2 separate regions of the Homo sapiens genome follow, and region 2 is linked to region 1. The links are chromatin contacts, found by Hi-C or POLR2A ChIA-PET in ENCODE. All regions are on one chromosome and are shown on one strand. The core of a region is the stretch at or near the end of the contact, and the rest is flanking DNA. Distances in the headings are between cores, read along the strand shown.

What was found. Hi-C counts contacts between places; a loop is a spot of excess contacts on that map. ChIA-PET counts read pairs that join two places held with the same protein, here RNA polymerase II (POLR2A). Pooled maps may share reads with other maps.
Region 2: a loop to region 1 is called in a map of CD8-positive, alpha-beta T cell, with 9 times the contacts of the local background. The contact joins the promoter of PRMT9 here to the promoter of ZNF827 in region 1. A Hi-C loop is called at or near these places in 3 of 168 maps with a recorded cell type or tissue (CD8-positive, alpha-beta T cell, naive thymus-derived CD4-positive, alpha-beta T cell and sigmoid colon) and 9 of 50 pooled maps. POLR2A ChIA-PET finds 5 or more read pairs at or near these places in 1 of 52 experiments (CD8-positive, alpha-beta memory T cell).

What each region holds. Positions count from the first base shown.
Region 1 is chr4:145,937,243-145,940,624 of GRCh38, reverse strand. ZNF827 (zinc finger protein 827) reads left to right here and starts at 1,802. Exons shown (of 15, transcript NM_001306215.2): 1 at 1,802-2,260. The coding sequence starts at 2,218. RefSeq lists an enhancer at 2,426-2,485 and silencers at 2,860-2,929, 3,050-3,382.
Region 2 is chr4:147,682,268-147,685,649 of GRCh38, reverse strand. PRMT9 (protein arginine methyltransferase 9) reads left to right here and starts at 1,487. Exons shown (of 12, transcript NM_138364.4): 1 at 1,487-1,851. The coding sequence starts at 1,663.

The DNA of each region.
Region 1 (3,382 bases), core at 553-3,052:
AGTAGAGACGGGATTTCACCATGTTGGCCAGGATGGTCTCGATCTCTTGACCTCGTGATCTGCCCACTTCCGCCTCCCAAAGTGCTGGGATTACAGGGTGCTCCATTTTAAACTTGACTGCTCTCTGTTTTGGTTTTAGATTGAATTCATGCAGGTGTTTCAAACCTCGCTTTCAATAGCATTACTTGTTACTGGGAAGCTAGATCTTTTGGGGGGAGTTGGCAGGGAGGGGTTGAACGTGAGATTTCTCTATCAGTGAAAGACATCTTTTGGGAGATACAGCACTCTTTAAGCTTCACTTATAAAAGTGTGCAATATAAAGCCTTATTATTATTTTTAATAAGGCAAGTCAGAATTTAACCCCCATGGCTCTCTTTAACACCACTGAAGTTGTAAGAATTAACTCAACCTCAAAGAGGCATGAGTTATCCATGTAGGCTTATAGAGTGTCATTTTAATGTTCTATGTCTTTACTGTGCCTCCACTTTCTTTGATGAAAAGGTCTATTTAAAAATTGGTAGGAAAATATTTAACATAATAAGATGATGAGTCAGAGTTTTAAAAAAGCTAAAAAGGGAAGATGTAGTTAAATAATGCACCTTTTTATTTTCTAGCTACATGACTCATGACATATAATGTATTCTGCTAAGTTCAAAGTTTCCTCTTACAAAGAGAGTTTTATGAAACAACTCTTCTTCAGACCATTTTTATTTCAATTATAGTAGCAGGTTTTGGAGTTTAAATCATTAACAACCTCTGAGTGAACTTTTATCCAAATGACTGCAAGTCACAAAGAGAACAGTCCTCTTTCACCAAGTACCTTTTGTGCTCTAGTGAGACCCGTCCTTTTCTATTTTTCTCCTTTATGTCTCTCTTTGAAGAAAGATGTGTGATTTGTAAGGTAATGAAAGTATGTATCAGTTAATGAAAACTGCTATATTGGGCTCATAATGCACACTGGAATTGCTTCAGGGTAAACTTCATATACCTGCAGTATATAGCAGGGGAAAAAGTGAATTTCCGAAGTAAAGATTGCTGTGTGCACTCTAGGAGTATCACGTAGCAGTTAAAGCAACCATCAGGGGTGACCTAATCTTATTTTCCTCTCTTTGTCAAGTAGCTGTAATGTTCATTTAGGAGCATTTTTCAGTTTTAACTCCAGTGGACACTCCAAAACTGGGCACTTATTCTGTCAACTGTCAACCAAGTTATTGATTTCACCATATGTTGTCTTCATTTTTTTTAAATTAGTTTTTTTGGAATGTTTTTGAAGAGTGTGTGGGAGACGATAACCTCCAGATTTAAGGTGATGGGGTAGGGACAAAAGCCTGCAGAATTTCATACAGAACAAAATGTAGCTTAATAAACAAAAGAAAGTGAAGAGAGAAATTTATTTCCTTTTTAAAAGTCAGTAAAATAATGAACTAATCGTTGTTTAAAGAGTGAGAAAAACTTTTTCCCCCTAGATTTGGTGACTAGCGGGATAAATTTGAAGAACTCCATCCCACCCCCGCACGCGCGCCCCCCATTCTTTCCAGACAGAGCGGTTGTAAATCCGAGGCTGAGTCCGCCCTGGGAGCCTTGGGGCACTTTCCTCTTTGCTCTGTGTGTGTGTGTGCGTGCGTGTGTGTGTGTGTAGCTCTCGCTCTTTCCCTCAGTCTGTGCCTCTTGTGTGTGTGTGTGTGTGACAGAGAGAGAGCGAGAGAGAGAGCGCGAGAGGAGAGAGAGCGAGAAAGAGAGAGAGAGAGAGCAAGAGAGCGAGCTGTGAGCTGTGCTGCCGCCGCCGCTGCCCTTTGATCCCGACATTAGTGTTAGGGGCTCGGAGACACAGAGCGCGGCCATAGACACCGCCGCACCGGCACTCATTTATTTATACCTCCCATCACACACGCGAGCATAGGACACACACACACTCACACCTATTAGATCCGTTTCCATTGAAGAATATTACGCTCGGGGACAAGCCAGGTGCACGACCAAAAATTTAAAAAAAAAAAAAAAAGGAAAAAAGAAAGGAAAGAAAAGAAGAAAACCCCTCTTCTGGCTCCAGGAAACAAGCTTCAACCCATTGCACACACCGGAGAAGGGGTTTCCCCCTGCCCGCCCGCCCGCCCCCCAACTACCTCCCCGCTCCTGCCAGTGTCTGCCTCTCTGCCCCCACGGGGGTTTATTTGATCTCACATTAACCAAGGAGGAGAATGTGAGAAAAGGGGGAAAATGCCCAGGAGGAAGCAGGAGCAGCCCAAGCGCCTTCCCTCACGTAAGTCATCCCTTCTCCACCTCCTCTCGTGCCATTTTCTCGCCCTCCCTCTCCTCTTTCCCCTCCGCAGCCTCCTCCGTTGTTTTCTGCATTAGTTTAGGGTTACAGAGGTGAAACTGACAAAGACACAGCCCGGGTTACTCCTCGTTTAGGTCTATGCTGAGGCAGCCATGTTGGTGATGATCAGCCCCGTGCCCTTTCTATTCTCTCTCTCTTTTTCTTTCTTTCTCTCACCCCCCCCCTTTTTTTCCTTGAGATCGGGCTTTTTTTTCCCTTTCCCTCCCCTTCCCCCTCCTCACTCTGGGTTGCTGGGGGGAGGGGGCAAGAGAAGGGAGGAGGGGAGTAGTGTGGATGCCGGGGGTTTTATCGGGGGTTTGGTGGGGGGAGGTGGGAGAGGTTGGAATCTTAAAAAAAAAAAAATTCCTTGTGGATTCCGGCGCCTGAGGGTGCGGGGGTCGGGGCGCGCGGAGGGCTGGGGGCCGTGACATGGCGTTTGGGGGTGTCGGGGAGAGGGCGCGCAGCAGCCGCCGGGTACAGGATCCAGGGAGAGGTCCGTCCCTGGCTAAAGGTTGCGCCGGGGTTGGTCGGCCCCCGAGCCGCCGGCGGCAGCGGCGGCGGCGGCTGGAGCAGGAGGAGGCGGAGGTGGAGGAGGCGGCGGCGGAGGAGGGGAGTCGGGGGCGGGCGAGGCGGGAGCGGCTGGGGAGGGTGTAGGGGCACCGCACACAAACACACGGGTACACACGCGCCGCCGGGCGGCTGCTCCCGCGGCGCCGAGGCGAGGGGGCGCGCCGGGGCGCGGGGCGGCCGGGCGGGGGGCGAGGCCGGGCAGCGGCGGGCGGATGTGGGGTGCGGGAGCTGCGCCGAGGCGAAGGCAGGAGGCAGGGCGGCTCGCGGCGCGCGAGGTCCCTGCAGAGCGGAGGAGAGGGAGGAGCAGGGCTCCTGGCCGCAATAAAATGCGGGGTCAGTCGGAGCAGACGGAGCCGGGCGAGACTCGGGCTCTCAGACCCCCTCCTTGGCGAGCCTGAGCAGAGTCCAGGACTAAAGTGCATCACAGCCCTCCCCGGCGGCAGCCACACACGCCAACTGGAGACACACACCCGCCGGCACGGCCCGGTCCCCTTC
Region 2 (3,382 bases), core at 238-2,737, 1.7 Mb before region 1:
GTTCCATGTTATTTGTGTCATTCCATTTTTTCAAATGACCTATTCTATGTACAGAAAATCTTGAAGTTATAGATAAACCACGAAAAAATGCAAATAATTGGCCTGGTGCAGTGGCTCATGCCTGTAATCCCAGCACTTTGGGGGGCTGAGGCGGGCGGATCACCTGAGGTCAGGAGCTTGAGACCAGCCTGACCAACATGGAGAAACCCTGTCTCTACTAAAAAGACAAAATTACCCGGGCGTGGTGGTGCATGCCTGTAATCCCAGCTACTCGGAAGGCTGAGGCAGGAGAATCGCTTGAACTTGGGAGGTAGAGGTTGCAGTGAGCCGAGATCGCACCACTGCACTCCAGCCTGGCGACAGAGTGAGGCTCTGTCTCAAAAAAAAAAAAAAAAAAAAAAAAAAAAAAAAGAAAAAAAAGAAAAGAAAGAAAAGAAAGAAGAAAAAATCAAAGTCCTTACTTTGCATCATAATCCGCTAGGTGCAAAGGTCACAAAAGTGATTAAGAATAGCTCACAATGTAGTGAGCTGGAACCTGAAAAACGGATTAGGATTTACACAGGCGAGTGCTCAGAAAAAAGGGTAGTTCAGATAATTGGATCAGAAGAGAAGGCAAAAATGCATGACGTGTTTTTGAGAATTAGAGGAGCCCTCAAAATGTATTAGTGTGATATGCAAAATGCTCGATTTAAGATATTATCCATTAATGAATTTGAAAATGGGGACAAAAATAACTTTTCAGCCGTAATAACTATGCTCCCCTCCCTTTGAGTTTCGAATCTGTATCTTAGAGGCCACACTTGAATGTGGAAAAACTTTGTATTAATGTAAACACTATACAGTGATAAGACACGAACAGTGAAATAACCCCTAAGCTCATCTTATAACTGAACAGATAGGTGGTCAGAGAACTTGGATTTGAACCATGCCTATGCCACTAGCTGGTTGTGTGACCTCCAGCAAGTCACTTCTCAAGATACCACGTTTGCCATCATTAAGACGAGTGTGATCCAAAGGTCCACCTAGCCAGGTTTTGTGAGAATGATTTGAAATGCCTGTGAAAGCATTTCCTCTACCACGTCTGAGATGCTTTTGTTATCTCCAGGTTCTTTCAGGTCTTGAAATTTTGTGCATCACGATCCAAAATGTCTTAAGCATCATCACAAATGCTTGACCGTCCCTCATGAGCGGGTGGCGCTTCGCGCTGCCTGGGTCTGTACAACAGGGTCTTGCAGTCGAAAGCCACACACTCCCGGAGTGCAAGAGGGAGAGAAAGCTCTGCTTTCAGCCGGGAAAAAAAAAGGGCGCAAGACCGGACAGGTCCTGCCACAGACGTTCTCCTATGCTCACGCACAGTGGTCGCTCCTGCGGGAATGGGCAGCAGTGACGTGCCCACGTCGGGCGCGCTGACGTTCGCGTAGCGTGCGCCGCTGGCCAGGTGCGCAATAGTGGGGTATGCGTCACGGTCTGCGCCGCCCGCGGGGCCAGGACGGGGCGGAGCTTCCGCCTGGGCTGGGGTTGGCGAGTTCACCCGCGGCGGAGGGTAACTTTGCTGTGCTGTTTTTTGAGCAGTTGTCTGGTCCCTGGAAGTGTAGCATCGAGAGAGTTTTCTAATTACGTTTACAAAATATCTTCCCTTTGGCCATACAAGTGGTGACTGCCATGTCGAACTCGCGGCCCAGGTCCCGCCGAGACGCCGGGGGTGGCGCTGGGGCAGCCGGCCGGGACGAGCTGGTGTCGCGGTCCTTGCAGAGCGCAGAGCACTGTCTGGGCGTCCAGGACTTCGGCACTGCCTATGCCCACTACCTCCTCGTGCTCAGCCTGGCGCCGGAGCTGAAACACGACGTGAAGGTGAGGGTCCTTTTTTCTCACTTGCTGGCAGATCCAACGTCCTCGTAAAAAAAAAAAAAAAAACAGAAAAAAAAAAAAGCGGAGGGGCTAGGGTGCCTGGGTGGGTGGTTGCTGTTAATATTTAGGGCCCTTTTTTCTCACTTGCTGGCCGATCCAACGTCCTCGTAAAAAAAAAGAAAAGAAAAAAGGCGGAGGGGCTAGGGTGCTTGGTTGGGTGTTTGCTATTAATGTTTACTGTTCAACCTTGACATCTTTCGTTTATTCACACCTACGACCAGCCCAGAGGAAAATCCTGCCGTCTTCACCTTCGAAATATGTCCAGAATCTTACCAGTTCTCACCATCTTCCCCTTTACTACCCTGGTTCGAGCTTCAGTCATCTGCCGGCTGTTGCAGTCGGCTCTCAACTGAGCTCTCTCCTGCAGTCTGTGTCAACATAGCTAGCTTTTTGCAACAAAAGTCAAATGTTGTCATTTCTCAGTTTCAAAACTTTCATCTCGTTTAAAATTTTAAAGGCCCTCGAATTGGAAATGAGGTCTCACGTGATCCTCTTCTCCTTATATCTAATTTAAGCATGCCCTGGCTTGAGGGCTTTTGGATTTGTTATATTGTGTGTAGTAGGAATATAGTGGGCCTCTAGTTGAATAAAGTGTGTAATTAGCCTAAAGTGATTATCATTTAATGATGCGTTCTTTAAACTTCAATTATTGGATTATTTGCAACAATTACTCTGTTGAAATGCTGTTCTTTTTTGAAGTACTTTTAGAATCTAAATTACGAAAAATGATTTAACTTAAAATTGCAATTACTTTGCTTCATTTAGACTGAGGGTTTGTCAACCTCAGCACTATTGACATTTTGAATGGGATAATTCTTTGTTATGGGGGAGGGGAGGTGTCCTGTGCATTGCAGTATGTTTGGCAGCATCCTTGATCTCTACCCACTAAATGTCAGTAGCGTCTAGATGTTTGTAGTTCATGTAAACTTAGTGTAAATTTCAGGACCAGCTGTCCTACTTGAGGAGGAGATGATATGTTGAGATACAGTTTGCTTCTCTTGGTAGGCAGCAATAGAAAAATGGATCAACTCAAGTGATCTTTCCTCAGTTACTTGTTTCTTAGTTTCCTCTTCTGTGAAACAGGGACGCAGCCTCTCTTAAAAATGTTTACTGGGTATTAAAAGTATATTTAGACTGGGTGTGCTGGCTCAGGCCTGTAATCCCAGCACTTTGGGAGGCGGAGGCGGGTGGATCACAAGGTCAGGAGTTTGAGACCAGCCTGGCCAATATGGTGAAAACCTGTCTCTACTAAAAATTAAAAAATTAGGCCGGGCGCGGTGGCTCACGCCTGTAATCCCAGCACTTTGGGAGGCAGAGACGGGTGGATCACCTGAGGTCAGTAGTTCGAGACCAGCCTCAACATGGAGAAACCCCGTCTCTACTAAAAGTACAAAATTAGCTGGGCGTGGTGGTGCATGCCTGTAATCACAGCTACTCGAGAGGCTGAGGCAGGAGAATTGCTTGAACCTGGGAG